Linked DNA regions of Homo sapiens: region 2 is linked to region 1. A link is a loop called in an ENCODE intact Hi-C map of the cell type or tissue named here. Cell type or tissue: ascending aorta. All regions are shown on one strand. Each heading gives the region's core, and the rest is flanking DNA. Links, peaks and the distances in the headings are about the cores only.

Region 1 (15,190 bases), core at 3,410-11,409:
AGCCTGAATTCCAAGAGTTTGGACACAGTGAATCCTGAGCTTGGACACAGTGAGTCAGCCTCTGCCCTGACCCCAAGCCTGCTGGGCAGGTCTACGCCAAGTCCAACCAGGCGTGGAAGGAGAGACCCCACAGCACTATGTCTGGGCCTCTACATGATCTCGTGGCTCCTGCATGATCACAAAAATAACCTAGAATGTGTGAGCTTGGCTTCAGCCATCCTCTTTATAGCCTGTAAGAGAGGCTGCCATTCATATCTGCCTCTGTGAGGCATAGGCAGGGGAGAGTAGCCAGGAAGAGCCCCATTCTTCCTCAGAGCCCTGCCAACAAGACAGAGGAGCCAAGAGAGCCACCAGCATGAGGTGGACCATTAGCTGAGCAAAATCCACTGAGTCCGGGGGCTCCTTATCAGCCAAGCCCCTCTCTTCCCCTTCCTCCAACCCACAACCCTTCCTTTGTGGAACGGCCCCTCCTCCCTTGTGGTGGGGGGTTGCCAATCATAGGAGTTCACCCTCTGGCCATTATGATTGGCCAAAGAATAGCATGTGACTCAAGCTAGACCAATCATGTTATTCCCTGGGATTTTTCTATGTGGATCTAGGGGAAAAAAAACTCCTGTGGGATAGCTGTCCTGAGAGAAGGGAACCAATACACAAAAACAGAAAGGGAAGACAGAGACAGGGTCCTGATAGGGCTGCAGTCTCCAGCTCTGGGCGCCTCTAAGCCACCTCCCCACCTGCCCTTCCCATGAGCTGAGGCAGTGCCCTGCTTCCCTTATGCTGTCTTGAAGAAATTCTGACCATGTGCATTTCTTGAGCACTTACAAGATGTCAAGCACTGTCCTGGGTGGTGCACATGGATTAATGCAATTGACCCCGCAAAAGCCCTCCTGTGAGGAAACACTATTTATGTCCCCATTTTATAGCTGATGAAACAAAGCATGCAGAGTTTGCATTCATCAGGGTTCTCCAGAGAAACAGAAGCAGTATATACGTATTATAAGGATTGGCTCATGCCACGATGGAGGCTGGGGAGTCCCGCAATCTGCTGTCTGCAGGCTGGAGGTCCAGGAAAGCCTGGTGGTGGTGCTGTAGTTGGAAGTCGGTCCAGTTGTAGTTGGTCCAGGTGGTGTGGTGGGAAGGCTGAGAGCTGGACAGCCAAGGGCATAGATTCCAGTCCAGATCTGAAGATCTGAGAACCAGGAGTGCTGAGGCAGGAGATGGATGTCCTGGTTCAAGCAGCCAGGCAGACAGCAAACCCCACTCTCCCCTGCCTTTTTGTTCTATTCAGGCCCTCAACGGATTGAATGGCACCCACCTACACTGGGGAGGGCCACCTGCTTTCCTCAGTCCACCAATTCAAATGTTGGCCTCTTCCAGTAATCCCCTCACAGACACATCTGGAAATCATGTTTAAGCAGCTACCTGGGCATACTTTCACCCAGTCAAGTTGACATTAAATTAATCAGCACAAAGGTGAACAGCTCACACCAGGGCACAAAGCTCACAAGAACAAGTAGGCAGGCCAGGCGCAGTGGCTCACACCTATAATCCCAGCACTTTGGAAAGCCAAGGCAGACAGATCACTTGAGCCCAGGAGTTTGAGACCAGCCTGACCAACATGGTGAAACCCTATCTCTACTAGAAATATAAAAAGTAGCCAGGAGTGGTGGCACATGCCTGTAATCCCAATTGCTTCAGAGGCTGAGGCATGAGAATCACCTGAACCTGGGAGACAAAGGTTGCAGTTACCCAAGATTGTGCCACTGCACTCCAGCTTGGGAGACAAAGTGAGACTGTCTCAAAAAAAAAAAAAAAGAAAAGAAAGAAAAGAAAAAGAAGAAAAAGAACCAGTAAGCAGAGCCAGGGTTTGAAGCCAGGCCTCTCTGCTGCCTTGTGTTCTGCACTTCAGGAGAGCCTCGAAGGTGGGAGCCACTACTGCCAACCCACAGCCAGAGCCACCTCTTCCTGAGCCTGGATGTAAAGTGTGGCCACATGACCTGCTCTGGCCAAGCAAATGGGAATGGAAGTGACATGTGCCCCCTGGGCAGAAGCATCCTGTGGCTGGAACCTCTGCTCTTTAGCTCTCCCTTGCCCAGCCCAGAGGAAGTGCGTGCTGACATGGAGGTGCCTCTAGATCAAAGCCACCTGGACGCTGAGCACATTTATAGGCGGTAGCTGTCCTGGTGAGCATTTGTTGACTATATCTCTGTGATATAGTCACAGATATATATATATCTGCCCACAGTTGACTATATCTCTGTGAGAAATCAGCATTGGCTGCACTGTGACCCTGATACGTGGGACTGTTTCTCACTGCCACAGAGCCCAGCCCATTCTGAACAACGAAGCTGTTTGTGTGACTTGCAAATGAAGAGTCTTGCCTGAGCCCCACGGGCCAGCATGAACTCTCACCGCTTTTCAATCAACTGAATGCCTCATCCTGTTTGCTTTTGCCGATTACATTGGTATAGTAAGACAGGCTTCCTCCTGGCCAGTCAGGGTGCTTGGCGGCGTCTGTACTGCAGGACCCATACGAGAGCATCCCCAGGGTTTTACCTCTCCCAGCCCATTGGCAACAGATGCAGTGACAGTGATGCCTGGAGACAAAGCCTGGATCACAGGCTCAATCTCTGACAGATCGCAGCCCCTCGGGAAGCCCATGGACTGTTCAGCGGGTGCTATTTCTGCTTGAAAATTACTTCTCAAAACCTTGCAATAAAAATGACCAAAGATGACCACGGGGCAGTGCAGGGGGCACCTTGAAACTGACGAGATAAAATACAGGGGTATTTGACCATGTGGGACCCGCAAACACCACAGAGTATCTAATAATTTCAACAAGCGATAGTCTCTAAAAACAACAACAGCACCACCCAGGCTGGGTGTGGGGGCTCACACCTGTAGTCCCATTGGGCGGCTGAGGCAGGAGAATCACTTGAGCCCAGGACGTCAAGGCTGCAGTGAGCAGTGATTGCACCACTGCATGCCAGCCTAAGCAAGAGAGCAAGACCTGCTTCAAAACCAAATGACAACAACAACAACAAAACACCCACAACAACAAAAAAACCCACAACAACAAAAAAAAACCCACAACAAAAAAACACCCACAATAACAACAAAACACCCACAACCACCAAAAAACACCCACAACAAAAACACCCACAAAAAAAAACACCCACAAGAACAAAAGAACACCCACAACAATAAAAAACCAACAACAAAAAACACCCACGAGAACAACAAAAGAACACCCACAACAACAAAAAAACCCACAACAACAAAAAAACCCACAACAACAACAAAAACACCCAGAACAACAACAACAACAAAACACCCACACCATTTTGGTTGCATCGTGAGGGAGTCTCAGGCACTAGGTCTCGCCCTCAGACTCCCACTATTGAATGTTCTTTCTTGGGCTCATTTTCAGTAATAAACAGTCTCAGAGCTCCAGAGCAGCCCGCCCAGCCTTCCCAGCATGAACACGCATCTTCCTAAACAACGCTGCGGGTCAGTAGTAAGATACTTACTAAGTGCACACTACGTATTGGGCACTGTGCTCAGCCTCAGGGACCCGTCAGCGAATGGAGACCCAGCCCTCAACTCCCAGTCTCATGAGGGAACAGACACAAAAGGCACATCTGCAAATGGCCAGGACAGGCCTTGGGTAGCCCTGCTCAGGACTGGAACTGTGGCCCTCGGGCGCACTGCCCAGGCGGGGGTCCTTGAGCCAGAATGATCAGCCAAAGAGAAGTCTGAGCTGCAACTTAAATGAGAAAGGCAGTGTTGAGGATGCACTTACCACAGCCAGAGCTGAGACAGAGAGGAAGACTCGGAGGGGACACTAGAGCCATCTGTGATTGAGGGGCAGTCCCATCCACTCTACATCCCCTCCATCCCCCAGTGCTGGGTCTGGGCTAGGACAGACATGGAAGAAGGCCATCAGGTGTGGCCACTAAGAGTTCACGTGCTGGGTCAGACACACACAAGTGCTACTCTGACCTGTCACCTCTCCACGCAGTGTTCTCAGCCAAGAAACCTCCCCTAACCACAGACTCCTCACCTGTAAAGTGGAGAGAATGATCACATTTGCCCCCAGATCTTTGCTCTCCTGAGCATTTACCCCAGAGAAGTTCAAACTGAGGTTCACGCAAAATCTGTAAACAAATGTTCATACCAACTCTGCTTGTAATAGCCGAGAGGTAGAACAAGCCCACTTGCTCTTCAACAGGTGAAGGTATGAACTGTGGTTCATCTGCACTGTGGGGTGCTACTGGGCAAGAAAAAGGAACAAAAGAAAAAAGAAGGAGCTAATGACACACAGGACAACTTGGGAGGACCTCCAGGAAACTATGATAAATGAAAAAAGACAATCTCAAAAGGTTACTCTATGATTCCATCTATGTAACATTTTTGAAATGTTACATAAAACATTTAATAACATTTAAAGTGTTACGTAACATTTTAGAAATAGAACACAGATACGTGGTTGCCAGGGGTCAGGGAGAGGGGTGGGAGATGGGATGGGAGGAAGGTGGGTTGTTCCCCTCTTTGTGTCCATGTGCATTCAATGTTTAGCCCCTACTCATAAGTGAGAATATGCAGTATTTGGTTTTCTGTTCCCGCATTGATTTGCTTAGGATAGTGGCCTCCAGCTCCACCCATATTGCTGCAAATGACATGATCTCATTCTTTTTTTTATGGCTGTGTCCTATTCCATGGTGTGTATGTACCACATTTCCTTTATCCAGTCTACCATTCACGGGCATTTAGGTTGATTCGGTCTCTTTGCTATGGACTACACCCATTTTAAGGAGGTGCAGACTGAAGCCACACAGCTCATAAGCAGCAGTGTCCAGCTGGACCTGAGCTCTCCGATTCCAAAGCCTGTACATTTTTCAGGAGCCTCATGAGGCTGAGCCACGTCACACTGGCAGCCCACACTCTGGAATGAGTCAGTCCCCAGGGAGCAGAACAGCATCCGTCTTAACTGTTTGTGGAGGTGAGGCCAGATGAATTTCTCATGCTACTTTTTTTTTTCTTTTTCTTTTTTCACTCTCTTTTTTTTTTTTTTTGAGACAAAGTCTTGCTCTGTTGCCATCTCGGCTCACTGCAACCTCTGCCTCCTGGGTTGCAATGATTCTTCTGTCTCAGCCTCCCAAGTAGCTGGGATTACAGGCTCATGTCACCACATCCAACTAATTTTTGTTTTTTTGGTATAGATGCGGTTTCACCATGTTGGCCAGGCTGGTCTCAAACTCCTGACCTCATGATCCACCCGTCTCGGCCTCCCAAAGTGCTGGGATTATAGGCGTGAGCCACCGGTCCCGGCTCTCATGCTACTTTTAAAAGCTCCTGGCCCCTCAAAACCCATCAGAACCACCCTACCACCCACCTCTGACCTCCAAGCTCCTGCCCCTGCCTGTGTTCTGTTCCCTCACACCCTGTTGCTGGCACTGCCATACCCCTAGTGACTTTTATTCTCCAAGCACACTCAGTTTCATGTAAAACCATGGATTGTAACAGGCACTCCACTCTGTGTTTTATCCTCGCTTCCTTCTTTGGGGAAACTGCCCCTCCCAGCTCCAGCCTTGGGGCACCCACACACCTCAGCACATGATTGGCCCAAAGGGTAGGCATGTGATCTAGGCCAGTCCAATGAGAGTCAGCCCTGGGATTTTCCATCATAGAACAGGACAGACATTCTCTGTCCCTTCCTTGTTTTTACGCAGTAAGTTGGTTAAGATTTTCCTGGATTTTTTTGTATGCTGAGTAATTTTGATTTGTATCCTGGAATTTGGGAGAAATATGAGGAAAATGCTGCAAGGATGAGAGCTCAGAGTGTTCCCTGGCCATAGGCACCCCACCTTATGAAGAAAGCCTCAATGCAACGGAGGGAACAGAATGACAATTCAGAGAGAGGTGGACACCTGTGATGGAGGGGGGAGATGAGGACATGACAGCATTTGCGTTTCCAGATTTAGACTTCCCTGGAACCAGCCATTCCTACGTTTTCCCCGGTTCAGTTAAGTGAGTAAATTAACATTGTTTTACTTAAGCTTTGAATTTAGCAGGCTTCCACCTGCAGCCATAACTGTCCCAACTAAAACAGTGAAGAAGCCATCAGAAGGGCCTGGGATGGAGGATGAGGTGGAGTCAACACTCTCCACCCTCTTCTCCACCGAATGCAGCTGGGATGTCCGACAAGAATGCATGGAGCAGCTGTGTGAGGACTCTGAACTGTAGACCCAGCAGGCAGACTAGAAAAAAAAATTCAGTTTCACTGAACTAGAGCTGAGTCTCCCATTATTTCCCCCAGTATCCCCAGCCTAGACTCAAAGTGACCTCAAAATGAACACAGGTGCCAGGGTCAGAGAAAGAGCGCTTCAGGAGAGGGAAGGGGGACAATGAGGCAAATCTCAGTTTTCTTTTTATTTTCTTCTGTTCTGTTGCACCCCAGTTCTCCAACAATTCCGTGGCTTTACTAATGACAGTGACTACTGCATGGCCCATGGGCTCCTGAAACTCAGAGTGGGCAGAACCTTCCTCTCTGATAAGAAAAATCTGTGTTTCCACGAGATCAGAGTGGACCCCAGGTGTGTGTTCTCTCTCTCTCTCTCTCTCTCTCCCCCTCCCCCTCCCCCTCCCCCTCCCCCCCCCCCTCTCTCTCTCTCTCTCTCTCTCTCTCTCTCTCTCTCTGCTCCCACCTCCTAGTCCCGGACTTGGCCACAGTTATGAGAAGTATGTGGCAAAACAGAATAACTGACAGCTCAGCTTTCTGACTGCACAACCCCAAAAGGAAGCCCCAGGGAGCCTGAAAAATGCCAGGGAGATTGCAGAGAGGGCAGAGATCAGGAAAGAGACAGTTTAAAGTTGTTCATGAATCCTGGGCTCACCCTTAAACTGCACAGGCACGCATTTGACCCTACACAGCAGACCCAAGACATTGAGAACGGAACTCGAGGATAAACCGTCGCCAGGCCCAGGCCTGGCCACTGGGTGGCGCACGCACAGGACAGCTCTGAAGAGCACTGCCCTGCTTTGACGACTGAGTGGCCACTGGGAGCACAGCTCGCAGAGGCTGCTCGGAACCTGTTGCCTGAATCCAACCACCTTGATTGACCACTGAAACCAAACTATCAGCATCCTCCATGGCATTTAAACAAGACCTAGAGCCTCCTAATATAGGATGCAAAATTCCAGGATACAGACCAAAATTACTCAGCATATGAAAATACAGGAAAATCTTAACTTGTACAAGTAAAGATAAGGAACAAATCCCAACAGCAAGATGACACCAGTGTTACAATGATCAGAAAAAGCCAGGCATGGTGGCTCCCGCCTGTAATCCCAGCACTTTGGGAGGCCGAGGTGGGCAGATCACTTGAGGTCAGGAGTATGAGACCAGCCTGGCCAATATGGTGAAACTCTGTCTCTACTAGAAATACAAAAATTAGACAGACATGGTGGCAGGCACCTGTAATCCCAGCTACTCGGGAGGCTGAGGCAGAAGAATAGTTTGAACCCAGGAAGCGGAGGTTGCAGTGAGCCGAGATCACACCACTGCACTCCAGCCTGGGCAACAGAGTGAGACTACGTCTCGAAAAAACAAAAATAAAAATAAAATAATAAAATAATAATAATAATAATAATAATAATAAGGAAGTATCAGAAAAGTCTTCGAAGCAGTTATTATAGAAATACTCCAAGAAGCAAGAGCAAACACTGGTAAAGCAAATGGAAAGATAGAAAGTGTAAGTAAAGAAAGAGAAGATATACAGAAAAACCAAACTGAACTGTTAGAACTAAACAATATGATAATCAAAATTTTAAAAGTCACCAGATGGGCTCAATAACAAAATCAAGATAACAGAGCAATGAGTCATTAAATGTGAGGATAAATTAATAGAAATCGTCCAACCTGAATAACAAAGGGAAAAAGAAGCAAAATTTTAAAACCAGAAAAAAAACAAATGAACAGAGACTGAAGCACCTGTACCAGACGCCTGACGTCCACATCACAGGAATTCTAGATGGAGAAAAAAGAGAATGCAGGGTAGAAAAACATCAGAGGAAAGAAATGTCTCGAATTTGTCAAAAAGCAAAACCTCCAAATTCAAAAAGTTCAGTGAATCCCATAAAAGGGTATACTCAAAGAAACCCATGCCTAGACACATCAGAGTCAAAATGCTGAAAGCAAAGACCAAGAAACAATCCTGAAAGCAGCCAAAGAAAAACAATGTAACAGGAAAATAATGAAGCAAAAATTGATAGGACCAAAAGAAGAAACAGACAAATGATCAATTATAGTTGGAGACTTCAATCTTATTCTCTAGGTAATTCAGAGAACAAATAGGAAGTCAGCAAAGATAAAAATGAACAGAATGGCCCCATCAAGCAACTGGATGTCATTTACATTTACACCACACCAACAACAGCAAAAAAGGAAGAAAAAGAAAAACCTTCTCTTTGAGTACACATAGAACATTCACAAAGGCTGGGCATGGTAGCCCACACCTGTAATTCCAATACTTTTTTTCTTTTGAGACAAAGGCGATAAGGTCTTGTTCTGTCACTCAGGCTGGAGTGCAGTGGCGCAATCTCGGCTCACTGCAGCCTCGACCTCTGGGCTGAAGCAATCATCCTGCCTCAGCCTCCCAAGTAGCTGGGACTACAAGCACACACCAACACATTTGGCTAGTTTTTAAATGTTTTGTAGAGATAGGGGCCTCAGGATTACAGGTGTGAATTACCACACCCAGCCTAATCTCAGTACTTTAGGAGGCCAAGGCAGGAGGATCACTTGAGGCCAGGAGTTTGAGACCAGCCTGGGCAATATAGTGAGATCCTGTCTCTACAAAAAATTTAAAAGTTAGCCAGGTGTGGTAGTGCTTGCTTGTGGTCCCAGCTACTCAGGGGGCTGAAGCAGGAGGGTAGCTTAAGCCCAGGAGATTGAGGCTGCAGTGAGCTATGATCGCACCACTGCACTCCAGCCTGGGCAACAGAGCAAGACCTTATCTCTAAAAAACAAACAAACAAACAAACAAAATTACAAAGCTGTTTTTCTAGTTCATAACACAAAACCTCAACTAATTAAAAAAAATTAAAGTAATTTAAGAGAATTACAGTTGTAATAATACAAAGTATGGTCTCTGATAATAATGAAATTAAAACAGAAGTCAGTTACAGAAAAATAACAAAAAAATTTCCAAAACCTTGGAAACTAAACAAAACACTTCTAAATTATTCATGGGTCAAACAGAAACTCTGGAGGGAAGTTAGAAAATATTTTTAATTGAATGAGGGTGAAACTACAAGATATAAAATTTGTGGAATTCAGCTAAAGCAAGTGCTGGCAGACAAATTTATATCATCAAATGCTTACATTAGAAAAGAAGAAAGGACTTAGCCTGATCATCTGAGCTTCCACCTTCAGAAATTATAAATAGCAGAAATTATAAATAGCAGAGCAAAATCAGCCAGTCGAGCCAAAGGAAATCAATAAGAAAAGCAGAAACCGATGAGATTGAAAAGAGAAAAATAATAGAGAAAAATCAATGAAACAAAAAGCTGACTCAAAATAATTAATAAAATTCTAGCAAGAGTGGCAAGGAAAAATAGAAGCATATATTATCAGTATTAGAAATTCAAGAAAGTATTCAATGAGACCCTCAGACACTAAAGGGGTAATAAGGGAATACTACTGTGCTAGTCCATTCTTGCATTGCTATGAAAGAAATATGTGAGACTGGGTAATTTATAAAGAAAAGAAGTTTAGGCCAGGTGCAGTGGCTCACACCTGTAATCCCAACACTTTGGGAGGCTGAGACGGGAGGACTGCCTGAGCTCAAGAGTTCAAGACCAGCCTGGCCAACACGGTGAAACCCCGTCTCTATTAAAAATACAAAAATTAGCCAGGCATGGTGGCGGGCACCTGTAGTCCCAGCTACTCAGGAGGCTGAGGCAGGAGAATCACTTGAGCCCGGGAAGCGGAGGTTGCAGTGAGCCGAGCTTGCACCGCTGCACTCTAGCCTGGGTGACAGAGCAAGACTCTGACTCAAAAAAAAAAAAAAAAAAAAAAAAAGTTGCCCAGGAAGGAGGTGGGGGGGAGAGTGAGAGAGAAGACAAAAGGGCACCAGGACACTTTGGAGGTGATGGCATGTTCACTGTCTGAACGGCTGTGATGGCTTCATAGGTGACTACATATGTCAAAGCACCAAACTGTATGATCTAAATATGTGCAGTTCATTATATGTCCATTATATGCAAAGACGTTTTTAAAAACTCAACAGGAAGAAAAATAACCCAATTCAAAATGGACAAGAGACTTTAACAGCTGCTTCATCAAGGAAGATACATGGATGATGAGTAAGAACATAAGAAGTCTCCCTCATTAGACGTCAGGGAATTGCAAATTAAGACCATGATGACACCCCATCGCACACTCACTAAAACAGTTAAAACGAAAAATGCAACAATGCCAAGTGCCAGTGAAGAAAGGAAGAAACAGGAACAGTCATATGCTGCTCACAGTGTAAAATGGTGCAGCCACATTAGAAAAGTTTGGCAGTTTTTTTTAAAGTTAAATATATACCTACCATAGGACCCGGCAATCTCGCTCCGAGGTATTTACCCAAGAGAAATAAAGACAAATGTTCACACACAAACCTGCACACAAATGTTTGTAGCAGCTTTATTCGAAATCACCCCACACTGGAAGGAACCCAAATGTCCTTCAACTGGTGAATGGATAAACAGAATGTCGTACGTCCAAACAATGAAATATTACTCAGAAAGAGAAGAAGGATGAATCAGTGTGAATTACACACAATGACCTGGCTGGATCAGAGGCCTTACGCTGAGTGGAAGAAGTGAGGCTCAAAAGGTTCCATACCCTTAGGGTTCCATTCATAAGGCATTCTGGAAGAGACAAAATTCTTGTGATGAAGAACTGATTAGTGGGCGCCAAGAGTGAGTGATGAGGGGAGGGTGGAACTTCACAGGGATGGCCCGAGGGAGTTTTTGGAGTGATGAAACCGCTTTGCGTCCTGACTGTGATGAGGGCTGCACAAATCTACACATGTGTTAACATGTACAACAAAAAGAAAGTCAATGTTCCTGTCATTTTTAAAACAAACAAAACAAAGTAAGCAGAAGAGAGTGATTAGCATCACAGCTCCCCGGCCCCCCGGCCCTCACCTTAAACCCAGTGCTGATGAACAGAAATGTCCCCCAAACCATGGGAGTCAGGCCCAGCAGATTGTAAAATGACTCTGCTGCACTGGCTGATGTCTGGGGAAAGGGGAGAGCTCCTCCCCTTGCAAACTGGAGAAAATTCGCATATTGGCTGGAAGTTGCATAACTATAATTCTCTTGCTCAGACAATTGGATCCTGAACCTCCAAATGAGGTAATAATTATACAGCCTGAGGAATCTGAACAGCATGGAGGAGAAACGCCAGCAAAAGCCAGCAGAGGAGAAGTTCTAACGGGACTGGGAAACGTGAGCCTGACCAGAGGTCTTGCGGCTGCTTTGTTTCTGAAGACTGCAAGTTCTCGGCCAGGGCACTGTTGAACCCTGCGGTGGTGGGGGTAGGGGTGGATGTCTGCTGCAAAGGGCAGACATTATAGATAAAATTCCACATTGTTTCTACCAGGCACCTCTGCCATCACCAGATGGTTCTTGACCCTGCAGAGCTGCCACACTCGTGGCAGGACAGTTTGCCCTCCTGGGCTCAGGGCCTAGATGCAGCAGCTCCTCCAGTCACTATGACAACCAAAACCATCCTGTGCATTTCCAAACAGCCCTTGGGTGGTACCACCCCCAATTAGTGACTGCTCAAGAGGTCAGGAAAAGAGAGTGACGCTTAAGTCAGAAGCAACTGCTTCCTCCACCCTGATGTGGAAGGGCGTCACCAAAGTCCTGGGGGACACTGTGAATGTACTAAATCCACCAAATTGAGTGCTTTAAAATGGCTAATTTTGTACACTTATATGAATGTCGCCTCAATTTTTAAAATACCTCCTCAGCAATTACATTTAGGAAACACCAACAAGGACAGAGAAAGACACAAACCAGGGGTCCCATCCTGCATGCTAGAAGGATGCATAAGCCCTGCAGGAACTTACATCCCCCAGCAAAAAGAGAAGGAGAAAGGGTGCAGAAAAAAAACTGACCCCCACCCAAAAAAGACACAGAATTTTCAACCAGATATGACTGAAGTCCTTGGAACAGAAAGATTTGGTCTCACAGCTCTGAGTGAAAATGGAACCTCAAGAGTTCAGTTTAATTATTTACCATTAAGGAAAAACACATTTGTGCACACCTGACTTAGAAACTGTGAGTCAAGGTGAAAGGCTCAGAGCAGATTGAATTTTGTTATAGGGATATAAAGAAATGTGACATTTTTTGTCAGTTAGAATGGTGATCATTAAAAAGTCAGGAAACAACAGATGCTGGAGAGGATGTGGAGAAATAGGAACGCTTTTACACTGTTGGTGGGAGTGTAAATTAGTTCAACCATTGTGGAAGACAGTGTGGTGATTCCTCAAGGATCTAGAACTAGAAATACCATTTGACCCAGCAATCCCATTACTGGGTATATACCCAAAGGATTATAAATCCATAAAGACATATGCACACGTATGTTTATTGCAGCACTGTTCACAATAGCAAAGACTTGGAACCAACCCAAATGCCCATCAGTGATAGACTGGATAAAGAAAATGTGGCACTTATATACCATGGACTACTATGCAGCCATAAAAAAGGATGAGTTCATGTCCTTTGCAGGGACATGGATGAAGCTGGAAATCATCATTCTCAGCAAACTAACACAAGAACAGAAAAGGAAGCACTGCATGTTCTCACTCATAAGTGGGAGCTGAACAATGAGAACACATGGACATCGCGGGGCAGGACTCATCACACACCGGGGCCTGTCGGGGGGTTGGGGCTTGGGGGAGGGATAGCATTAGGAGAAATACCTAATGTAGGTGATGGGTTTATGGGTGCAGCAAACCACCGTGGCACATGTCTGCCTATGTAACAAACCTGCACATTCTGCACATGTACCCCAGAACTGAAAGTATAATAAAATAAAATAAGATAAAATAAAATAAAATAAAATAAAGAAATTGTGAGTCAATATCTGTACTGCAAGCCTGGTTTCATTTCCATTGTATGAACAAGTCTTGGGAAAGCTAAACCACTTGTCCAGGAGTTACAGTTAATACCTCATACATGAACCTGGGCAACCTAATCCCAGAGCCCCAGCTCATACTCACTCCTTCTACCACCTCCCAGGTGAAGAGAGTTCACCTGAGCAAAGGAGCAGAGAATTAAAATACATGTATGTTTGCAGAAATATGCAAAACTTGCATCATGGAGATGATGATAGTGATTATGGTGATGGTGGTGACAGTGATGATGGTGATGATGATGACGGTATGATCATGGTGATGGTGATGATGGTGGTGATGGTGATGACAATGGTGATGATGGTGATGGTGATGACGGTGGTGTCACTGATGGTGATGATGGTGGTGATGATAGTGATGGTGATGATGATGGTGGTGATGGTGATGGTGCTGATGGTGGTGATGATAGTGATGGTGATGATGGTGGTAATGGTGATGGCAATGGTGATGGTGGTGATGGTGATGGTAATGATGGTGGCATCAGTAATGGTGGTGATGATAGTGATGGTGATGATAATGGTGATGATGGTGATGATGATGGTGATAATAGTGATGATGGTAATGGTGATGATGGTGATGATGGTGGCCATGTTAATGATGGTGATGATGGTAATGGTGGTGATGGTGGTCATGTTAATGATGGTGATGATGGTAATGGTGGTGATTGTGATAATGGTGATGCTGATGGTGGTGATGATGCTGGTGATGATGGTGATGGTGATAATGGTGATGGTGATAATGGTGATGGTGATGGTGATGATGATGATGGTGATGATGGTGATGGTGATAATGGTGGTGATGGTGATTATGATGGTGATGGTGATGGTGGTGATGGTGATGATAATGGTGATGATGGTGATGATGGTGGTGATGTTAGTGATGGTGATGTGGATGATGGTGATGGTGGTGGTGGTGGTGATGGTGATAATGGTGGTGATGGTGATGATGATGGTGCTGATGGTGATGGTGGTGATGGCAATGATGGTGACTATTTCGGTCTTCTCAGGCTGTCACAACAAAATACCATAGACAGGGTGGCTTAAAAAACAGAAATTTATTTCTCACAGTTCTTGAGGCTGGGAAGTTCAAGATCACAGTGCCAACATGGTTAGGTTCTGGTGAAGGCTATCTTCCTGACTTGTAGATGGCTACATCTCCCTGTGTCTTCACATGGCGAGGAGAAAGAAAAAGAGAGAGGGAGAGAGAAGGAGAGGCGGGGGGGAGGGAGGTGCAGAGAGAGAGAGAGAGAGAGACAGCACACGTACACTCTAGTGTTTCTTCCTATACTGACATTAAACCCATCATAGAGGCTCCACCCTCATGACCTCATCTAAACTTAATTACCTGTCAAAGGCCCCATCTCCAAATGCCATCACGTTGGACGTTAGGGCTTCAACATGCAAATTTGGGGTGGGGGCACATTCAGTCCATAATAGTGATGATGATGATGATGATGATGATGATTATAGAGACGGTGACAATATGCATGGGACAGGGTGGCCTTAATGATTTATTCAGGAAAAGTATTAAAAATGCTTTGTACAATTCTTGGCACTAAGCCCTCAGTGAATGCCAGCTATGATGACTGTTGTTTTCGCAATAAGATTCTGGTTTTAAATCTGACTAAGCAATTTCATGTATATTTATAAGCATCTCTCAATATGTGACCTGTATTAACTGAGACCCTTTAGTTTGTAAATAGCTGATTTATGCCAATTGGGGAAATTAACTGCTTCTCTTAACTAGAAGGTCTAGCTTCCATTAACATAGACTAAGAGGCTCAAACAATGTCTCCAAATCTTGGTCTCTCTCTGTCCCTTGATGGTTTTCTCTGAGCCAGTGTTGTTTTAAGTAGGCTCTCCCTGGGGGTGGTAAGGAGCTTCTGGCATCCTCAAGTTCAAATCCTCACAGTTCAGCAATCCCAGGACAAAGAGAATTTCTCTTTCTTGGGGCTACAGCAAAAGATTCCTCAAGGGCTCTCAGTCGAGTCA
Region 2 (14,209 bases), core at 6,210-14,209, 77 kb before region 1:
GACTGTATTTTCTATATATACTATTTATATCTATTATCTCTTTAGAATATCTAAATCAAGTATATTTGTTACCTATTTAGAATATATGCATTTCATTTGGAAGAATAAATTTCAAGAATATTAAGTGGAGCCATGTGATATCACCAATGTTTATCCTAATCTTTGACCTACAAAAATGGAAATTTCATGAGGTCTAATCTAATATCTGTGGGGGTTGGTTTTAAGACAACATTTAACAAATACATTAATTTTTGAAAATATGACCATAAGCAGATTAATCAATTATTATTTTTATTGTCCATAATTGTATAGTGTACTTCATGTAACTACTTACATTTCTCGTTAAGTTTATATTCTTGACTACTTCTCATTTTGTGTTGTGATTCTGAACAAAACTTTTAAATATATTTTAATGTATGTTTTTATAAACTATTGGTGGTATGTACCAATATTATTTCAGGGTATATTTAGTTTGTTCTGAACTCAGAACAATTAGAATAAGGTAACTTAGTTGATTTCTTTGGATTGATCTAAGTTTATGAGAGTCTCAACTTCATTTAAATTTTTTTTTCTTTTTTTTTTTTTTCAGATGGAGTCTCTCTCTGTTGCCCAGGTTGGAGTGCAGTGGCACCATCTCAGATCACTGCAACCTCCGCCTCCTGAGCTCAAGCGATTCTCCTACCTCAGCCTCTTCAGTAGCTGGGATTACAGGCATGGGCCACCACGCCTGGCTAATTTTTGTATTTTTAGTAGAGACAGAGTTTCACCATATTGGCCAGGCTGGTCTTCAACTCCTGACCTCATGTAATCTGCCCTCCTCAGCCTCCCAAAGTGCTGGGATTACAGGAGTGAGCCACTGTGTCTGGCCTAAATTCATTTTTCATTATAAATTTTCAAAATTCATCATTTATTTTGGGCAGGTGCAATATTAAATAATAATGGGAATGTGTGTGATGTCTAAAGTGATTTGATTTTGTGACTACTGCGGTGCTCAGCTGAACACAACTCCTGATTTGGAAGACAGACTTCTCGTTCCTGCTGCTGAGGATTCTTCTTTACCAGTTTTAACAGGAATGAGTGTTTATGTGAACATCTCTTGAGGTAATCTGATTATCCATCAATTATGTAAATAAGCATTCTAAAATTGAGCCATCCCCAAGTTACACACACTCTGGTGATAGTGAATTGTTATTATTTCGGTACTTATAATTCTGCAAAAATAAGTCAAAATGTTGCATTGTGAGTCCTCGTACTAGGTAAATTGGACTGCAGTTTCTGTTGTAGCATCACACAGCTGATACCGCTGGCTTGTGTTTCCTCAGAACACCTCGTCCTGTGCACGCTGACAGTTCTCTACCACGAGCACATGCAATCCTCTGCCAGAACTGCTGGCAAAGGTGCATGGGAGGGCACGCAGGGGCAGGTGGGGACTGTTGGGCTGGTCAGGGCTCCAGGACAGCCTGCAACCGAGGAAGAATAGAGGGAGGGGTGGGAGAGTACCACGACCACGCAGCTTCCTCAGCCCCCAGGTGGAAAACTTTCTACGCCATCCCCCCAGCGGCCCCCAGCAGGTTTGAGCCCCAGTTGCCCATAATAACCTGCTCACGGACATGCCCAGCACTGGCTTTTGGCCCTTTCCTGCTTCTCGTTCCCAGCTTCCTATCAGCACTTCCTGTGGGGCCCTTCCGGATGAAGCCCTTACATCAAAATCCTTGTCTCAGGGTCCGCTCTTGTGGGGACCTGAAGTAAGACACTTCATTTCAAAATAGATGGGTGTCTAAAGAACACAGCTCTGGAATCAGACAGACCTAAGATTAAATGCGAATTCTTCCAATGCTGGCTGTGTGATCTCAAACAAGGCACCTACACTTTAGTTTTTTCATCTGTAAAATAGGGATAATACTGGAACCAACTTATAAAATTCTTACAAGGACGTAGTAAGCTAATGCCCACGTCACTTTTCAAAATTCTTGGCATACAGCAAAGCACTTAAAATGCTCAATGTTACTGTCATTACCACCATTAAATTTCAGAATCAAGTTACATTCCTTGTACAACTTAAAAAATCAAACTTTTTTTTTTTTTTCCTGAGACAGAGTCTCGCTCTGGAGTGCTGGAGTGCAGTGGTGCGATCTTGGCTCACTGCAACCTCCACCTCCCAGGTTCAAGTGATTCTCCTGCCTCAGCCTCCCGAGTAGCTGGGATTACAGGCGCACACCACCACACCTGGCTAATTTTTTTATTTTTAGTAGAGATGGGGTTTCACCATGTTGGTCTGGCTGGTCTCATACTCCTGACCGCGTGATCCTCCTGCCTCAGCCTCCCAAAGTGCTGAGATTACAGGTGTGAGCCACCGTGCCAGGCCAAAAAATCAAACTTAAAAAATATATATGGTCACTCTTTTGTTCTTTGAGTGTTAAATTCATCAGTGTTTCCATTTAAAACCAATAACAATTTGGGGAGGTAGTTCTTGGGAACTCTGATTGTACCAATAAGAGAAAAAATGCTGAAACAATGGTTGAAAAGATCCCATTTCATGTCTCTGTTCTGTTACAGAGACCCACACTGTGGAAGATACTTACAAGACTGGGTTATATTTCTGGAAGAGCAAATTCATCTCTTGTCTCTCCAGAAGACTGACTTATTCCCCCACATTTATCCCAGACAAGAAAATGACTCAGTATTTCATTCAAGCTAAATTTGAGCAGAACTAAGTTCCTTTTCAGGAACCCTCCCCAGCTTCTCTGATGAGCACTTGTCATGTTTGGAGGTTAGTCAGCTTGTCCTGCCTCCTTTGTTTTTTGGCATAAGGGAAAGCCTATAAACCTACTGAACATTTTTTTCCTTTTTTATGTCTTTCATGTGTTACTTTCCGATCAAAAACGTGATTTGTCCATTTAGAAACTGCCCACCTGAAGCAAATAAAAACTTACAACACTGGACATCTTTGATGCAGCCCCAGATAAATGGTAGGCGGCCTGCCTGGGAGTGGGGAACGGGTGTCTTGTTTGAAAAATGGAACCGCCGTGTTGCTTGAAAAAGAGGTTTCCTCTTTTTTCTTTTCCTATTTTTTACAGTTGTGCTGGGATTTCTTGGAGAGCAGGTATCCTGGGAGTATACAGCAGCCTTGTCTCCAAGGAAAGACATGCAGGAAGCACTGAGAGGTTAGTTGTTAAGGGTCTGGGCTCAGATTTAGGCTCCTCCAGCTCAGAGATGACAGAGCCGTGTGACCTTGGACATGTTACTCTCCCTCTCCATGCCTTGGTTTTCTCCTCTGCACAGTAGAGGAAGGAACAGACGCTGGCTCACAGAGCCATGGAGATGTTTAAGTGAGGTACTGCTCGTGAACCGCCCCCGGGCTTGGCCTCAAGAAGCTGTAACTGCTGTGACCTTTTAGGTCAGACCGATCAATGCTTTGGGACAGTGAGACCGTCACTCTCCGGCTTAGTGGTAACATGAATTTATACTACACGTTTTGGCTGTTGCATGAGTTCTTTCTCTCTGCAATAATGTGGAGTGTCTATCAGTTAGTAGGCATTCCGGTGCAAGGATGAAGGATGGCTTAGATGATAAAACATAAGCGTCATATCGGAATTTTAAAAGCCAGTAAATAGGTGCTTCTGGGGTTGGCTTGGCACCAAAATCGTGCCATCCTTACCCAGGTCCTTTCTGTCTTTCTGCTCTGCTGTTCTCAACTATTCTCCCCTGGATTATCACCTCATGGTCCCAAGGTGGCTACTGCACCACCAGCCACCTCAACTATTTTCAATGGCAGGAAGTGGAGCAGGGCTGGGATAGCAAAAAAGGACCTATTTGCATGAGCCCCCACATGGCTTCCTTTCCTTTATACAGGAAGAAAGTTCTTCCCTGAAAGCCACTGCTGACTCCCCCTTGAGTTATTGACCAGAACAGGGTCACTAGGCACCCTGGCTGCGAGGAAGCCTGAGAATGCACGTATCTGGCTCACCCCATCTTTGCAGCTGGAGAAAGGTGTTGACCGGGGCTTTGGTGTTGGTAACCAACAGTTTCTGCCCCAGGGTGTTGGACCATAATGAAAAACTGGGGCTCTCTAGCCCCACGCATGGAATGAACTGAGAGTTGGGAGAAGTGAGGCACGACCAGGCGTCCTGATTTCCCCACCAGGGTCTGGCCTTCCTGCCAACTTCAGACACAAGTCTGAGCAAGCACCTCCCCTCTCAGCCTCCCCTGCACAATGAGAGGCTTAGAGCAACCTCCTAAAGAAACAACAAAAGGGCCAGGTCACTGCTATTTTTAACAACATAAGAAAACAGAATTAAGGTTGTTGGGGAGTGAATTATTGATTTATCACATTAATTACTGAAAGAGTGAGTGTGGGAAGACTTTCAAGAAGGAGGGATTCACTGGGAGCTGGGTGGGTGGGGCGTCGGGGGATAAAGAATGCTCTTGATCCTAAAGGGCTCTGAGCTGTGTTGGAGGCTGGGCTGGTCTGAGACCTTCAAGGGAGGTGGGAATGCCTAGCACGAAGGGACCAGGACAAGGGTGGAGGGGAGAAAACCCAGTGTTTATCTGGAGGTCCATAAAGAGACAGCTCTTACCTAAAGCAATGTTTCCACCCCATGTTCTGCCAAACACTGGTCCCCCAGGATGCTATATGAAGGACAGGGTTGCATGATCCTTTACATTAGGAAACACCATATGTTCTAGCCCAAAGCAGCCAATAAAAATGCAATGTGAGCCACATAAATAATTTTAAATGTTATAGTAGACGTGTTAAAAATGTAAGGAGAGGCCAGGCGGGGTGGCTCACACCTGTAATCCCAGCACTTTGGGAGGCCGAGGCGGGCAAATCACAAGGTCAAGAGATCGAGACCATCCTGGCCAACATGGTGAAACCCTGTCTCTACTAAAAATACAAAAATCAGCTGGGTGTGGTGTCGGGCGCCTGTAATCCTAGCTACTCAGGAGGCTGAGGCAGGAGAATCACTTGAACCCGGGAGGCGGAGGTTGCAGCGAGCCGAGATCGCGCCACTGCACTCCAGCCTGGCAACAGAGCCAGACTCCTTCTCAAAAAACAAAACAAAACAAAACAAAAAGTAAGAAGAAACCAAGGAATTTATTTGTTTAGCCCAATGTACCTTCAATATTGTCATTTCATTATGTAATCAATATAAATGAGATTTTTTCACTCTTTCATACTACAGCTTCAAAATCCAGCATGTACTCACACCTAAGGGACATCTCAGTTCAGATCAGCCCAACATTGGAAGCTGTGGCCCTAACTCCTCGTGGAGGTAGACAAGCAACAGCCCCTCTATTTCATCTTTTTTCTTTCTTTTTTCCCGGCACTTTTTGCTCAAGAAGCTAGTGTTGCAGAGAGCTGGGGTAGGGCCTCCCAGCAAGCATGCAGCTTCCCGGGCAGAGAGAGCAGACTGGTACCTCAGAGGGGCTGAAGCCAGGCATCTGTGATCTTAGCTTAGGCCAGCCTGCTGCCAGGGTGGAATTTCTTTGAAGTCTTCTGTTTTATCCTAAAAACTTATGGAGATTTTACATCTTACTCCAAAGAATACCCATGTTTGTTTGAGTATTGGAAATGTTTTAGATTACTTGGCGTCTAGGAAAAATCAAAGCTTAGCGTGTTTACGTTGTGGCTCCCCCTGCCCGTTCCGTCTCCCCTTGGGGCTGTGCGCCTCCCAATTTAAGATGCACAGGATTACCTGGTCTCCACGCTTCCTTCCAGCTCTGGGTGCCCATGACTTTTTAAAGAAATTAAACCAAATGGTCCATTTGCATTTAGGCAATCCATGAGCCTATGTGGAGTTTTGTTTGTTTATTTCTATGTTTGTTATGGGATTCCCCAGCCTTAACCATTCTAACGTGGGATAACCCCCACCCCATTAACCATTCTAATGTGGGATAACTCACTAGCTAGGAGCCTTAGACAGCAGATCTTCCGACCGCTCCCTTTTCACAGCCAGTAACTCTTCCCATTGTGCTGAAAACAACCTATAGCTCTGACTAAAACTCCCCAGAAATACCCCCAGATGTGTCCCTAGAAAATCCTTCCTCCTGGAAAAGGCATGGTCCTCACTGAAATTACTTTTGAACAACCAATACTTAGACAGAGATCCCCAATATGATTATAATGTCTAATCTTCTTTAGAGGCAATATATTACCACTAATTAACGTGGTAAATGTTATACTTAATGTAAAATTTTTCATATAAATAAACATTTTAATAAATACAAATATACTTATATTCATTATATAATTTGTTCTATATAACGATTACATAAAATTAATAAAAATATCATATATAAAATGTGTCACCTAAATAAAATATAAAATTCTACAGATATATATGATTGATATGGGAGCTTTATGATAAATATAATTGTGTAATATATATGTTTATAAATGAACAAATATATTATAAATTATATTTTAAATTATTTTAAAGATTATTATCAATAAGAGTGCCACTAAGTATCTTCAGCTTAAAGGGTCCAGGAGGTCTGAGATGCACACAGAGGCTCCTAGGCAGCATGCGGTGGTTTGAGTCCCAGCAGGAGGCTTCTGAAGACTGCAGTGGACCTGAACATCCCCCAGAGACACTGGACGCTTCTGAGGCAGGCAGTAGCTTTGGTGGCCATTTGCATTTTCTAAAGAGGGCCACCACAACATATCCCAGGCCGCATGCTGTTTTTAGGATGTGACCCTGATGCTCCCCCAGTCAAGTGGTGAGGAACCCGTGCCCAGGTTCAAGAGGAAGTTTGTGACTGTCTCAACCAGTAAGGTACAGCAGAAATGACTGCCAACACTAGACCATAGAAATGCCACCAGTGTCCACCCTGTGTGCTTAGAACTCTGCCTCCATGGTGGGAGGAAGCCCAAGCAGCCACGAGGCAGACCGCGTGCAAAGGTTCCAGATGAGAGACCCTAATGAAGGTTCCAGTTAACAAGCAGCCTCAACACCAGACATATGAGTAAACACACTTTCAGCAAATTCCAGAACCCCACCATCAACTCACCTCTAAGCTTGGAGCCCCCGCAGCTAACACCACACAAGACACAGATGAGCTGTGCCTGCAGATCCCTGCCCAAAGTACGGTTCACGAGCAGAAAATGAAAGAATGTTGTTGTTCCCATCCCCTAAGTCTGAGTGGTTTGTGACTCACTGGTAAATGACAAGGTCGCAGCGTCCGCAGCAGCCCTGAGAGCCTGGCGAGTGTGAGTCCCAGCCAGGCCTGCCAGGCTTGCTGCGTGATCTCAGGCTGCTTGGCCCCATAAGCCCCTGGTTCCCTGTCGGTTAGACAGCCAGGATGCAAACTTCCATGCACCTTACAGAGTTGTCATGAAGGTGGAATGAGATGCCATGGGGATGTTTCATTTCACCAGCATCGCTACTGTCGCTAGTCAGCACATGGGGCAAAACCCATTGAAAGCCAATTAAATCACGCCCCAAACCAAGCCCTGGGACCTTCCCAGCAAGCCAGAGCAGCTGGTTCTCACTATCACGTGGGGATAGACCGTTCCTTCCTCACATAAGCACAAGCAGTGGCCAGAAAAGGCGCAAGAAAAATGCACCTCTCCAGGGGTGAGACTCTCACCTCCTTGAGAAAGATGCTCACTAGGCGGGCTGAGCTCACCAGGACCCACTGAGAGAGCAGCAGCTTCTCACATGCACACCACACACTCACGCAACACACAACACATACACGACACACACATGCAACACACCACATACACAACACACACACCACAAACCCAGCACACATCACATACACAACACACACGCACACAACACACCACATACACAACACACACTCACACACACCACATACACAACACACACTCACACACACCACATACACAACACACACACCACACAAACAGCACACACCACATACACAACACACACGTGCAACACACATCACATACACAACACATACACACAACACGCGCAACACACAACACACGCACACATGCAGTGCACACATAACACACACAACACACTCGTGCATGCAACATACATGCCACACACACCACATACACAACACACACACCACACAAACAGCACACACCACATACACAACACACACGTGCAACACACATCACATACACAACACATACACACAACACGCGCAACACACAACACACACACATGCAGCGCACACATAACACACACAACACATGCATGAAACATATACACATGCCACACACACCACATACACAACACACACACAAGGAACTCATGCAACACACACCACATATACAACACACATTCACATACGCAACACACATGCCACACACACACGCAGCACATACTCTCACATGCAACATACATACCACACACACCACATACACAACACACGCACGCAGCACACACACTCATATAACACAGACCACATACACAACACTCACACATGCAGCACACACGCATGCAATGCACACACCACAATGACACACACCACACACACAAGCACACCACACACATCACATACACATGCAACACACACACATATATGCACAGCACACACAACATGCCACACATACATACCACACACTCGCACACATGACACAATACACACAACACACTGCATATACAACACACATTCACACACAGAACACACACTCCACACAGTCACATACACAACACGCACACCGCACTCACCCCCATGCCACCCATGCAGTGCTGAGCGTGTGCAGTTGAATTTGCGGATGCTGAGGTCCCATGCATCTGAGTGGCATCAGTAAGCGCAGCCCGTGGTCAGCAAAGCCTCCCGTGCTGAGGCGAGGCAAGCCATGGCTGTGTGCACCACGCGGCGGCTACAGAAACTTTCGTGAGTCTCACTGCCCCGTGTGGCCCGGGATCCCACAGGGCTGCTAATGACATACAACATAAGCACTGATTTAACGTTCTAAAAGCTAACAGATTCTGAATTCTGAAACGGATCTGGCCTCCAGGGTCTCCGATAAGGTATTCAGGTAAGGTGCCTGTGGGACAGAGTGTCCCAATTTCGGACAATTGAAAACACTAAGGCCAGCTAACAAACCATCAAGGCCGAGCTGTGGTTTCACGTGCTTATCTCACCATTCCCCACGCACCCCGAGGCCGGCAAGCCGTGCAGTGGAGAAGCCGTGCAGCCTCCGGCCGTGCCCTGCTGGCTGCCTGCTTAGGGTCAGCAGGGCGATGGCCTTGCAGGGGCCAAATGCACCTCCAGCCTTGGCACGGTCGTGTTCCCCAGTGCCAGCGTGCCCTCCCTCGCTGCAGCCGGCATCAGGCTCTGCATTAAACACCAGATTAGAGCTGTTTGTCACAGGATTTACAGGGATTTTCCCCCATGGCGAGAGATCCTGCCTTTCCCCAGGACATAGAATACAGCTGTCAGGGGCTCCCTCCAGCCATATGGGCACAGCTGGGGCTTAGGTGGGGTTCAGAGAGGATGGGAGCAGGGAAGGCTCGAAACCTCGTCGGAATAAGGCAGCTGCCCCTCTGCCGAGGAGGAGGAGCCAGGCCCCCCATCCAGACATATCTCCTGCACTTTGAAACCCTGGAGAACCTGGCCACTTTGCCGCTGAAGCGCTGTGCCCTGGGCAGACATTACCAAGAGCTCAGAGCGCAGGTCTCCATCACATGCATCTGGTTTGAATCCCAGCCCTGCTCCCGACTCTGGGGCTTGGAACCAGGCATGAAAACTTTTTGAGCCTCAGTTTTCTTGTCTATGAGGTGGGATGTTGACAATTGGATGCATGTCCTGGAACTGTTTTGATGCTGAGACACATATAACAAACTCAGTCACCAAAAGACTTTGCATAAGAAAGCTCGTAGCACCTTTATCCAGAGCACCCAGAAAATGAAAACAGTCCACATGTGCATCAACCGGTAGGGGCACAGTGACCTGGACACGTTCACAGAATGGAATTCTGCCCAGCAAAGGAAAAGAGCAAGCCCCTGCCATCCCCCAGCCATACAGAGGGACCACCCAGACGTCGCAAGTGAAAGAAGCCCACACGAAATGGATCATGCTGTTAAGAGTCCGTGGATATAAAGCTGAGGATGAAAGTTAGCTGCAAGAGGCCACTGGCTGAGAGGGAGGAGCAGGGAGCCCAAGGGCACTGGGAGTGGGCTGTGTTGCCACCTGGGCATGGTCATGCCAGGACACGTGGGATAACTCACTGAGCCACACTTAACGTGAGTGCTGAGCTACTCCTCAAGAAAAAAGAAAGTCCTGGCAGGTAGTGAGGACTCAGAAGATGGGAGCTTCTAACTTGCCTGCCCCTGGTCCTTGTAGGTGGCCCTCTGCGCCGGCCTGTCAGTCTTTAACCAGCAAACAAACAAGCGCCTGTGAAGGCCCTAGTGATTTTATGCCCCTGGGGATTTGTCGCTTTTCTCTTAAGTTGGGATTTTTCTGTTTGATTCCGTTGTGCCTCTCTGGTTTCGTTATTTTTTTCTTTTGGGAGAAAAAGCAAAGTTGGGGAGTGGGAGGGCAGTGCAGAGAGGAGAGCGGGAGAATTGGGCTGGGGCCAAAGTAACCAGCTGCTTTCCAAGACAAGCCTGTCAGCCTCGCTCCCTGGAATTTCCTCTGCGTGTGCTCGTGGGCTCAATTTTTCCATAAAGTCCCACGTTCCGGCAGGGGACCCAGCAGCCTCCCCAAAGGCCGCTCCGTCGTGGTCAAGGACTGGCTAAGTGGCTGCCTCCCGTTGCAAGACCCCCGGAAGAACCTGGAAATGGTCCTCAGACATGGTGGACTGCGGCTTTAATTTGTACTGGGAATGGGTAGATCCCAGCTCAGCTCAGAGTGAGGCCTGGAACCTTCCCTCCCTTCAGGCCAAAACGCCTCCCCATGGATTCTTTAAACACCACCGTGTTTATCTAGAAGGCCGGCAGGCAGAGGCTCTGCTGAGGCTGACGTTTTGAGTGAACTTGCTTCTCACCTCCCAAGCAGGGGGCTCTCTCTCCCTTCTCCAGAGGTGGGCTTGGCAGGGGGAAGGCGAGAGCCTGGGGGGACCCTGGACTTGCTGCACGGGCGGCCCCAGCCCCAGCTCACTGGCCATCCGGGGAGGGGCACAGCCATCAGGACACGGCCAGCTGGGGCTGGGCTCACTAGGATGCGGGTGGAAGCCCTGGGCCTCCTCTGCTTCAGCCTGGCCGTGCAGCCCAGCCTTGAAACATCCTGTCACAGCATGCTGTAAGCAGGGCATCCAGACCCTTTCTTGCCACTCCATTAGTGCTGAGCCTGGTGATCGTAGTCAGACCTCCAGACCACCAGGTCAGGCCAGGTCCCCACCCCATCACACCTGCATCCCCACCACTGGGCAGCTGCGAGGGCTCCACCTGGCCAGCTGAGCGTTGACGGCTGAATCCTAATGTTACCAACAGGAGACCAGGTGATGTGTGCCTCCTTCACCCAAATGGAAGCTCCCCACAGCACTCCCAGCCTCTGCTTCTCAAGGGCTCCTGGAAACCCCTTCCTTCCTGTTCTGGGGCTTCAGGGCAGGAGGCTGCACAGACTAACTCTCACCGCTCAACTCTGGGTGCGTTGCCGTCATTGGACCATGTGAGACCCTTGCCCGGGGAGGCTTCACAAAGGCCCCTCTCTCCCTGGCCCTGCTCCCAGCCCTGACGGGCAGTATCTTATCCTGCCTCACAAGTTTCCACAGATGTAAAGGTGTTCTTGTGCTATGTTGTGCATATGGATTGCTTAAAACATCTTATTGAGGATAATATTCATACCGAAAAGTACTGGACTCAAAGAGTTGTCACCAACGGAACACAGCCAGAAAATCAGCACCTGGATTGGAAGACCAAGTCTACCCAGCTTCTGAGAACCCCACTGGGGCCCCTTCCACACCCTGCTTCACCAAACAAAGAGGGCTTTTTATTTATCATTTCTTGCCCTGTTTTCCCACTAAGCATCTTGTGGGTCCTGCTGGGGGGCTCTGTGCATATCAGACCTGTAGTTTCCAATTTGGGTGAAGATGCATCTTGTTCCATAACTTGCCTCCCTGGCCCTTCCCCATTCACCACTCCCCCAAGGGGTCACACACACAGCACTCCCACACCGCACCACATCCTCACCCGTGTCCCCTTACGAACATGGGGAGGACGTCTTAAAATGTATACAGGGAAAGGGTGCACCTATAGTTCCAGGTACTTGGGAAACTGAGGCAGGAGGACCACTTGAGCCTGGGAGTTCGAGGCTCTACATCACTATGATCTCGCCTGTGAATAGCCACTGCACACCAGCCTGGGAAACAAAGCGGGATCCCATCTGTTTAAAAATATATATGTAAATGTGCACAGGGAGCAAAATTGCTGCTGGGTATATTAACTTCCCATTGGTGCTGCAACAAATTATCACTGACTTAGTGGCTTAAAACAACACAAATTTAGTACCACCCCATTTATTCTGAAGGTCAGAATTCCAAAATGACATTTCTTGCTGGGCAAAAATCAGGGAGTCAGCAGGGCTGGCTCCTTCCAGAGGCCCCAGGAGAGAAGCTGTCCTCTTGCCTTCTGTAGCTCCTGGAGGCCGCCCACATGTCTTGGCTTGTGGCCCCATCATTCCAACCTCTGTTTCTATTCTCCCCTCTCCTTTCATGCAAAGTCTCCTGCCCGGTTCTCATAAGGACCCTTGTGATGACACTGGGACCACCCTGATGATCCAGGATACTCTTCCCAACTCAAACTCCTTAACTTAATCACATCTGCAAAGCACCTTCTGCCACGTGGAGTAACATGTTCATAGATTCTGGGCATTAGTGGGTGTCTTTGGGGTAGAGCTGGGAACACTATAGTGCCAACCACATTAGCTGTGCATTGGCCTCATCAGAACCAGCTTGAGATTCAAAAGGTTTGCTCCAGTTCATGCTCCAGCCAGCAGAGCATCAAAGTTCCTATTTCCCCACGTCTCCACTTCCTTCCATTCAGCCAAAGTGCCTTCCCTCCACATCCAAGACCAGGGCCTCCTCCTTCCTGATTCTGACTTGGAGGACAATTCCCTGCGAGACAAAGGGCCCTCCAAAGACACATCTCTTAAAACATGATAAAACAGAACATCCGGTGCTGGTGCAGCTGTGATGAAAACGGCAGCCTCACACCCAACCCACGAGAACACAAAGCAAATTGGCAACAAGTTCCCAGAGCCTTGACAATACTCAGATTTTTGATTCTATAATTTGTTCTGGCTGACTCTCCTAAAAACATCACAGGGGAGGTGCTGGATAAATAGCCCTTCAGCTGAATTGAGCAGGACCTGGAGGCAGCACATGGGGTGGAAGAAGGGGAGAGTTAGAGGTGAGCTCTGGGTATGACTCACACGCCCTTAGGGAAAATAGCCTGTAACAGCCTGCAGGAAAGCTAGCAAGTCCCCGGCTGAGGAGGGGCATTCCTTCCTGTCTGGTGTGTGGCCGCCCTGTCCTCCCCACTCACCCCCATCAGAACCTGCACCCCCCAGCTCCCCTCTTCCTGCCTTGTGTAAGGGTCACTGGTCACTGCTGCTACTTTCCAGCAGAGCAAATCAGAAACACTGCCAGAGGGAGAGGGAGAGAGGAACCGGAGCCAGAGAACAAGACAGAGCGCAAAGGAAAGAGAACCAGCTCCACGGCGATTTAAAAGAAAAAGACCCGCGCTGAAGGCAGGGAGCTCAGGCCTTCCTAGAGGTAGGTGGGTAGTGCCATCCAAGTGGTATGCCTCAAGTCAGGGTGGGAACCATGTAAGCCTCAGTTCTCACTTCTCCCCAGTCTTCACCTCTACTTTTTGCAAGAGGTTGTTGACCACGTGCCCTGGGCAGCTTCAAGACTGGTGGCTCACGCCTGTCATCCCAGCACTCTGGGAGGCCGAGGCGGGCGGATCACATGAGGCCAGGAGATTGAGACCAGCCTGGCCAACATGGTGAAACCTCATCTCTACCAAAAATACAAAAAATAGCCAGGCGTGGTGGCATGCACCTGTAATCCCAGCTACTCAGGAGGCTGAGGCACGAGAATCACTTGAACCCAGGAGGCAGAGGTTGCAGTGAGCTGAGATTGTGCCACGGCACTCCAGCCTGGGCAACAGAGTGAGACTCCACCTCAAAAGAAAAAAATAAAAAAGACTTGCACATATGGAGTCACCCTGAATAGTCCAGTGCCCAGGCCTGGCACCACTGACCAGGGCAGCATACAGATTCTCCTCTGCTTACAATGGGGTCACATCCCGATACACCCATCATACATAAAAACTAT

What was found. Hi-C counts contacts between places; a loop is a spot of excess contacts. Peaks named below come from ENCODE experiments on the same cell type or tissue, not always from the same donor. Only the 100,000 strongest peaks of a DNase experiment are listed, where the experiment ranks them.
Region 2: a loop joins it to region 1, with 4 times the contacts of the local background. A loop is called at or near these places in 3 of 110 quality-filtered maps.

Annotation. Positions count from the first base shown.
Region 1 is chr16:87,196,366-87,211,555 of GRCh38, forward strand. No RefSeq gene overlaps it. Among named protein-coding and RNA genes, the nearest start is that of C16orf95, 110 kb to the right of the region's middle. In ascending aorta, for the core only: a CTCF peak has its summit at 6,994 (motif pointing right); DNase peaks (open chromatin) are centred at 4,926, 6,996 and 11,241; H3K27ac peaks cover 3,617 bases.
Region 2 is chr16:87,116,623-87,130,831 of GRCh38, forward strand. LOC105371394 (a long non-coding RNA gene) reads left to right here and starts at 1,027. Exons shown (of 4, transcript XR_007065169.1): 1 at 1,027-1,101; 2 at 2,557-2,770; 3 at 2,902-2,969; 4 at 3,078-3,164. In ascending aorta, for the core only: no CTCF peak of the experiment used is centred there; DNase peaks (open chromatin) are centred at 10,569, 11,019 and 13,329; H3K4me3 peaks cover 2,383 bases; H3K27ac peaks cover 4,811 bases.